2 separate regions of the Mus musculus genome follow, and region 1 is linked to region 2. A link is a loop called in an ENCODE intact Hi-C map of the cell type or tissue named here. Cell type or tissue: left cerebral cortex. All regions are shown on one strand.

Evidence for each region. A loop is a pair of places that touch in the nucleus more often than their neighbours do. Peaks named below come from ENCODE experiments on the same cell type or tissue, not always from the same donor. Only the 100,000 strongest peaks of a DNase experiment are listed, where the experiment ranks them.
Region 1: a loop joins it to region 2, with 6 times the contacts of the local background. A loop is called at or near these places in 3 of 42 quality-filtered maps.

Annotation. Positions count from the first base shown.
Region 1 is chr15:38,297,841-38,301,840 of GRCm38, reverse strand. It overlaps Klf10 (Kruppel-like factor 10), which reads left to right and starts at 1,130. Exons shown (of 4, transcript NM_013692.3): 1 at 1,130-1,282; 2 at 3,989-4,000. The coding sequence starts at 1,247. Gm35248 (a long non-coding RNA gene) reads right to left here and starts at 3,094. Exons shown (of 3, transcript XR_001781645.2): 1 at 3,020-3,094. In left cerebral cortex, a CTCF peak has its summit at 1,873; DNase peaks (open chromatin) are centred at 1,055, 2,029, 2,588, 3,009 and 2 more places; H3K4me3 peaks cover 3,667 bases; H3K27ac peaks cover 3,599 bases.
Region 2 is chr15:38,404,301-38,408,300 of GRCm38, reverse strand. It overlaps Gm41307 (a long non-coding RNA gene), which reads left to right and starts at 3,651. Exons shown (of 2, transcript XR_875181.2): 1 at 3,651-4,000. In left cerebral cortex, no CTCF peak of the experiment used is centred here; DNase peaks (open chromatin) are centred at 613, 1,603 and 1,949; H3K27ac peaks cover 355 bases.

The sequences.
Region 1 (4,000 bases), 110 kb after region 2:
CTGCTGCACCCACAAGCTGGCTTCCCTAAGAAGCTCAGCTTGCCCTCAATCCCTGGAGCGGTGGAGGGGGCAGGGACAGGAACTCGATGTTTGACCGGGTCAGGAATCCCACCTGCAAGCATGCTTTCCTCACCCCATCCCCTCAAGCGGTTTCTTGGTAGGGCGTCGGCGAAGACTGTGGTCCCGCGGGTGGGGGAAGTGGAGTCCACCTTGGAAATAGCTCGAACATTGTATTTTAAACTTCAACTACATCAAACTCAAACTCGATTCTGCCACCGAGCGTCGGGTCTGGGGCTCCCTGCCACGCCACTAGCTCTTTGGTACCGGCTTCCCTTAGTCCCCACTCCAACCGCCCAGAAGGACGGGAGGGACGCGCAGAGGCGGGCCCTGCTGCTAGTGCCTGTGCTGCAGATGGGAGGACGAGCCAGCGCCTGCCGCCTTGGGCGTGGGCGGTGAGTGCGAGCAGGTGTCTGTTCCGTGACAGGGCTCCCGCCGCCACCATCTCGCCCTGGTTCTCCCCAGTCCTCCGGCTTAGAGTGACAAAACCCGGCAAATGCTCAGAAATGCCGCTCAGTGGTTCATCCATCCCTTGCTTCCACGCAAGACCCACGAGAACCACGCTGCCAAAGAACGTCTGGTGGCTCGGAGCCGCGCTCGCAGCCTCCGCCTCCGCCTCCTGCTCGGGGTCCCGCCCACTCCCTGGCGGGCCCAGACGCTGTGGGCGCGAAGGGGACTGGGCGGAGCGGGCTTCCCTTCCCACCCCCCACGTGGGGCCGGCTCTCCGCAAAGCCTAGTCGCCGCCACCGCGCCTCCCAGCTATGCCCCGCCGCCGGCGCCGCCCCCGGGCATGGGCGGAGGACTGAAGGCTAGGGTTGGGCGAGGGGCGTCACGGAGTCAGGTGGTCCCCGGAGTTCCCCGGGGCTGGACCGAGGGAACACGGTGCCTCGGGTTGTGTACACGCTCCACTGACAGAGCCTCTTGCAGCCGGGCAGCCGCTGATCACGCGTGGCTCTGCCAGCTCATTGGCTGAGGCCTCACACACCTTTGCCGCTGATTGGTCGACACTAGGCCCCGCCCTCTACCCCGCCCGCGGCGCGGGGCAGGCAGAGCGGCTACCTGCACGGGGAGGGGGGCAGACAGCGCGGAGCGCGGTGGCGTCGACGTCTAGTGTCTCAGTGCTCCCGTCTGTGGCTAACTAAGCAGCCAGCAGCCAGGCAGCTCGCGACCTGCGGCCAGGCAGCCAACCATGCTCAACTTCGGCGCTTCTCTCCAGCAAGCTTCGGTAAGTTACCTGAGGATGCTGGTCCTTTCCTGCCGGTCAGTGTAGGGGAGCCAGCCGGAGCGCGAAGCATGAGCCCCTAAATAAGCCACGCCTGAGAACCCAGGCTGCAGCGGGGTCTTGCAAGGGATTTCCTCCCTGCAGGCTGGAATATCATCGAGGGCATGTGCAAAAAAAAAAAAAAAAAAAAAAAAAAAAAAAAAGGGTCGGAAGAAGCCTGGGACCTGGACCAGGGGAGAGCGATCCTGGGTATCCAGGAGACAAGGAGGACTCTCAGGGAGACCCCAGGAGACGAGTGAGCTGGAGGGGCTGTCTCCCTGGAAGCGCGGTTTAGATGGAGGGGGCGCCCTGCACCTGGCTCTGGCGGGAGATGCCCCTGTCTGCACCAGGAATGCGACCCGGGGTGACAAGGACTACTCACGGTCTGCCTAGCCGAGAGGAGGGCGCCTGCTCTTCGGGGGAGGGGGAAACCCTGCCAGGTGGAGACCGCGGGGCTGGGCTAGCCCGGGGCTGGGGGAGGGGATGGCCGGCTTCGCGCGGGGTATGGAAGGCACGCGGACTCTGCGGCCGCCAGGGGAGCCGCGGCGCCCCCGCAGACGTCGGGAGGGGACTCCCCATCCGAGGCGGAGGCAGGTGGCTGCCTATAGATTACTCTTGGCAGGGGGCAGGGTCCTGCCTTGGAGCCCGACAGCTTGGCGGGGGAGTCGGGACCGCGAGACGCGGGGGCCGCGTGTCGAGGCGGGAACCGTGGGGCCGCGCGCCTGGAGCCCGTGCTGTGGGCGCCGCACGTCTGGGAGCCTGCAGAGACTGCTTGCGGGGGCTCAGGCTGCCGGAAACAGCAGTCGGACGAATGCTGCAGATGCGGGTAGGCTGAGGTCCCGCGGGCCGAGTGGGCGGAGTGCCCCAGGCTCCGGCCGCTCCCCGGAGGCGGCGAGCAGGAGGAGGGCGGCGGTCGGGCTTCCGCGGGGACCCGGCCCCACCTCCCGCAGCCGAGGCGGAGGCCAGGGATGGGCGGCGAACGGGTGCACCCGGGGAGCTTCTCGTCCCCGAGTGACCCAGCCCCGGCCTCCGCCAGGGGCGGGAACGAGGCCCGGCCCTGCTGTCGGTTCCTAAGGGAACCGCGGCTCGGAGGAGGTGGAAGGGGCGGGCGACTCGGGAGCCGACACCGCCCAGCCCTCGCGCCGCCCGGCGCGCACTGGCGAGCGGTTGGCGGCGGCGCCCGCGGCCCCTCCCCGGCCGAGCGGGGGCGGGGGCCCGTGCTCAGGAAGTAGGGGAAAGGTGACGGCGCGGCAATTCCCAGTTCACGTTTCCTGCGCCGCCCGGAGCAGTCGCTGATCACGCTTTGTTCACATGCCTCGCCCCCTCCTCCTCGCGCCCCCACCCTGCCCGCCCAGCCAATCCGGACGCGGGCCGCGGGCCGGCCGGCCAATGGCAGGGGCGGGGCGCGGGGACGTGCGCGCGGCGGGCAGTGTTCCCGGTGACTCACCCGCCAGCCTCATTGAGGTTAGGGCGGCCCCATCGGTCGGTCCCCGCCAGCGAGGATCTCCCCCGCCGGCCTCCCGCGCCCCGCCCCGCCCCGCCCCGCCTCGCTTCTGCCTCCACCCGGCTTCCCTTTCCTGCCTCGCACCAGCTCTTCGCTCCCTCCCGGCTTCCCCTCCCGGCTCACATTCTTCACCCCTGGCTGCCTTTTTTCCCACCCCTCTTTCTTTGAGTTGGTGACTATAGGCTTTTTACACTTACAGTCTTCATCCATTGCAGCTTACATAAAGGCGCGAACGATTATGCAATTACATTGTTAGTGATGTTTCAAGAACCGTGTCTTGTTTTCCCACACTCAGCAGGAAGATAGGCATTTTTAGAAAAGCGTTAAGATTATCATTGCCATTTTATTTATGTATTAGGTTTTTGCTTTGTCTTTATGAGTTCAGGCTGGCCCTGAACTAGTTATATAGCCAGAGTTGGCCTGGAGCCTTATATTCCAGGCTCCCCCACTTTATGAGGCTTTTCATAATTTTTGCAACCTCTACTTTAACCAGAAGAATTTGGAAGTTCTTTTTAAGAGGAAAGTAGAGATGGTTGGTGATTCTTTTGAAATTCAGGTCATGGAACTTTTAATGTGAGACATTAGGTCGAAGGTGTTGCACACAGAGCATGATCGGTTATCAAATCATGTTTTAATTAAATTAAAACCAACTTGTACTCGGGGTTTTTTGTTTGTTTGTTTTTGCATATCCCAAGAACATATTTTATGCCTGTCTGGTCCCTTATGGTACAGAAAAGCATTGTGTTTAATAAATCTGATAAAAATCATAGATATTAAGAGATTGAGACTTGACCAAAATAAAATATTTTTTTCCTCTTTGGTTGCTTTGTGTGTTTTGCATTTTGAGATGCAACTTCCAACTTCTTGGCCTCCACATTCCTGAGATTATACATGTATCCCACCATGCCTGGCTGTATTTGTGTGTGTCCACTTATTTTACTCAATCTCCACCGTATGTGATGAAGTTACCAATTTCAGACTTTAGGTAACTAGATACCACTTTAACCTGGAAGTAGTTTAAGTCAAATTACATTTTAAGACATTCGTCTTAATTCCCTTACTGGTAATAAGGTGGCCTTTAACCTTGAAATAAAATAGCAAGCATTGGGCATTCCTGCGGTTTGGATAACCAGATAACTGATTAGCTTCAACTTTTGTTTTTGTAGGAGGGGAAAATG
Region 2 (4,000 bases):
CACTTGCAGTGGAGGACAGGCACTCTGCCATAGCACCTGGGGAGAGCTGCTTCTAGGCTAAGCGGCCCCCTGACAGGCAGGAGCACTTCTGTTTACTGTGACTTATGACCGAGAGTGTGGCTTGATCAACAGAAGCACACAGTCTCACAGGACTTCTGGAGGCACTGGAGACAGAGATGGCTGACAAGTCAGTGGGTTCCTCTCAGAGGCTAGGATCTAACTCAGTTGCATGGTTCTCATGAAAGGCCCAGCACTTTCACGCACTTTGGCTATCAAACAGAGCTCTACCTTCACCCTCACTTGTGTGCTGTGTGTGGTCTGTCTGTCTGTCCATTCGCCTTCCTTTTCACAAGGACACAGTCATAGCAGATTAGTCCCTGACCTAATGACCTCATTTAAACTTGGTCATCTGTAGAGACTCCGTTCACAGAACCTGGGAATTAGGGTTTCACTCCACACCACTCTCTCCTCCTGCAGTCCTGTGGTTTGCTGTACGTCCCTCTGAATCCACACCTCAGTACCGCTGTGGGAACTTTTGCCCATCTGTTACCGGCAGCTCTCTTCTCTCTGGGCTGAAACCATATGCTTCAGCATCAAACCATGCTCTGAAACCCACCTGGGCCCAGCGTGCAGACCAAATACCACCTCCTCCCCCACAGAAAAGCTTTCCTATCCCCATGTGACTGCAGCCTTCCAAACTCCTTGTCACATCTGGCTCAGTTCCCTCCGTTAGGATTTGCTCTTGTCTGCCTGGCATGTATTTGTCTAAAGATCTTCATCATCCATTCAATGTTAGCTTATGTTTAGTGCAGATGTCCTGCATATGAGACACTCTCCTGGCCCTGTGAACAAACTTTACACAATTGTCTGTATGGATCATCAGAATGTTTGTAGCAGCGGCAGCAGCAGAGGGACCCAGCATGGCCCAGCAACACCACATATGTAAAGGAAAGGGGAGTTCTGAGCATGAGTTTGTTTACCCTCTGCATCTTGGGGTGAAAGGTGCCTCTTACATCCTGGGTGGTAGCCTGGCTGCCTTGTAATGTTAGATATAGGACTCCCAGTAGCCCTGGCCTCACACTTAACTCCACCACTCATAGATATTGACATACTGGGGCCAGCCTCATCTACCTTATAGATAGTGACTATCTGTGGCAGTCCCATCTACCTCATTTGCCAAATGGAGTGCTAACAGTAGCAAAAATCCAGGACCGCTCAGCATATCCAGAAAATACTGGGGAGAAAACTCCTTGACTAGTCCCTAGTACTTAGGTCTTTGGTAAATCAGATCCAGTGCTGGTGAACACATCCCCAGGATCTCAGTACTGGGGAGGTGGAGGAAAGATGATTAGGAGTTCAAGGCCAGCCTGGGCTGCATAGAAAATACAAGGCCAACCCTTTCACAAACAAAGCAACAAACAAAACTACAAAGGAATAAAAGCAAAGCAAAGGGACCAGTTAGGACCCCTGGGGTTTGCGGGTGGAGCAGCTTGTGTGGGTGGAGCAGCTTGTGTGGGTGGAGCAGCTTGTGTGCGTGGGTGACTTGGGAGGTGACTCACAGGAGAAGATAGCACATGGGGAGCGGGAAGGTGTGGATCCTGGTCATCTTCACTGCAAGTGTGGCTTTCTCGCCTCTCCTGTCCCAGAGCTTGTCACTGCTTATTAAAATGAATGCAGCTTTTGGGTCCAATTCCCTCCAGGGTCAAACTCACTCTTAAGCTGGGGAAGTGTGAGCCAGCAGTAACGTTCAACAAGCTCAGTCCAGAGAGATGCAGGGCAGAGGCCCCAGAGCCTGCAGGGGAAGTGGGTGAGGCTCAGCTGAGGAGTGGGGCTCTGGCTGTCTGCAAATCCTGTCCTCCTCCGTCCTCAAGGAACGGATGGCTGTGCTGAGGCCGGCTGAGCCTCAGCAGCTTGAGTTCAGCCGAGGAGGTGAGAACGCCTGAGCCCAGGACCTGCTCAGCGTGGGCAGGGGAGACCTGGAGGGCTGCCACTGAGCCGGAGCCAGCTCCAGCTCCAGCCCTGCAGCTCGGGTGCTGGTGCATTGCCTCTTTCTCAATCCTCTGAGTCAAAAGTCCTGTGGCAAGCAGCAGTCCTCCTGAGTCATGTGCCCACAACCCTCTCACCTGAGCTCTCACCTGAAAGAACCCAAACTGGTTTCTAACCACACCCCTTCCAGCAGGACAGAACTCTGTGCCGGGGTCACAGGGCAAGCTGGAGGTCAGAAGCACATCCGTTTGTTCATCCCCACTTAAGAAGACCTGGGGATAACGCTGCTTGTGTCCTGGGTGGCTCGCTGGTGGTTGCTGGAGAACATGTCTTGGAAAATACAGACTCCAATTTAACCCTGACCTTTTGAAAAAGAAAGACCCTGCTTCCCGTCTCCCCACCAGATCCAATTGATTTTATCTGGACATGAGATAATTTTGTACAATATGGTACTAAGCATAATATGCCAGACCTGGTAGTACCAGCTTGTAAACTCCAACTGCTGGAGAGGGTGAGGAGAAACGACCACAAGGCTTGCCTCGGCTCCTCTGAGCTTAAGAGCAGGCTGGACAACTGCATGAGAAACTCTGTCTCCAAAAGCGGGCAGGGGGGCAGCTGAGGAGATGGCTCAGCAGGTAAAGACTCCGTGGTGGAAGAAGAGAGTTTGCTGCTGTGTCTTAGGTCTAACCTCTACATATGTCTCCCCACACCAATAATAAATAAATGGAAACATTAGCTTCAAAGTAATTTTCCAATGGCAAAATGCTGGCTAACAAGTTTGAGGCTCTAGCTCCAATCAATGTCCAGTGCTACAAAATAAATAGAAATAAATATTTAGAACTGACACAGCTGTCCTCTTTTGCTGGAGTTTCTCCTAAATGCTCTGGTACCATCATCCACTCTGCCCCTGGCCTGACTGAGCTGGTACCCGGTCAGCTCAGCCATTCCCTGGGAGTTTTCTATCAATCTTGTATGGTTTGAACCCTAATCCAGAAATAAAGTAGGAAGCAAACAGTAGATTTGTCTCTTCCTGGGCCATCCATAGCTCTGTGACCTTTGGGCCTTTGGGCCTTTGCATTGTTTATCACTTAGTGGTGGTTCTTATCCATCTTCTCAGTGTAGGGGGGGGGGTCTGCTGAGATGGTGTGTGGTCCTCTGGACTCATGAAGAGCTCTTCAAGAAGAAGCTCGGCCTTACAGATGGTAAAGTGTGTCTGGCTAAAGATGGGTGTGAGATCGTAGTAAAACCACGAAACCAGGACACTCCTTGGTGGAAAGAAAGAGCTAATAATGAATATCTGTCAAGGCTATCTCTCCCCGGGACAGAGAGGAGAGCCAAGGGGCATGGGAGCTCTGCCAGTTTTAAAGGGCACAGGTAGCTGCCAGGGGGGAGCCTGCTAGCTGGAACTGTGAGGGGAGGAGTTGGGGCTTTCATCTGTTGCAGGCTTATTTGGGTTAATAGGGAACTGGACGCCTTTTCTGGAGGTAGGGAGCTGGAGGGGGCGGGAGGGGACAGATAAGAAAGGAATGGCTTTTCCTGGGAAACAGAAGCCCACTTTACAAGGTTTCTAGGAATGCTGACCTTCAGTAGCAATCCTTCTGTTTGCCTGGTCAGAGTCCATCCTGAGCTGAGCCCAGACTGACATTTTGGGGGTGGGTACCTAACATTCCAGCCTTTTGTTGAGGATAAGGGACATCAATAATCTCTAGCTTCGTTGAGCTGGGCAAGACAATGTTGTTGGGTTTTCAGAAAGGCTGGATTGTCAGTCAAAATTGGTGTGTGTGTGTGTGTGTGTGTGTGTGTGTGTGTGTGTGTGTGTTTAGGTCTGTGATGGTAGGAGAGCTGGGGACATTCTGTCAGAAGTTTCTGTTTTACTGACTGGTGGGTAATTTCACTAATTCTATCCCGAAGGAAGCTGAAGAGACAAGGAGGCATCATTATTATGAGAAGTATAGATATTAGTGGACCCAGGACGAGAAGGAGTCAGGGACCCAAGAAAGACAAAAGGAAGAGA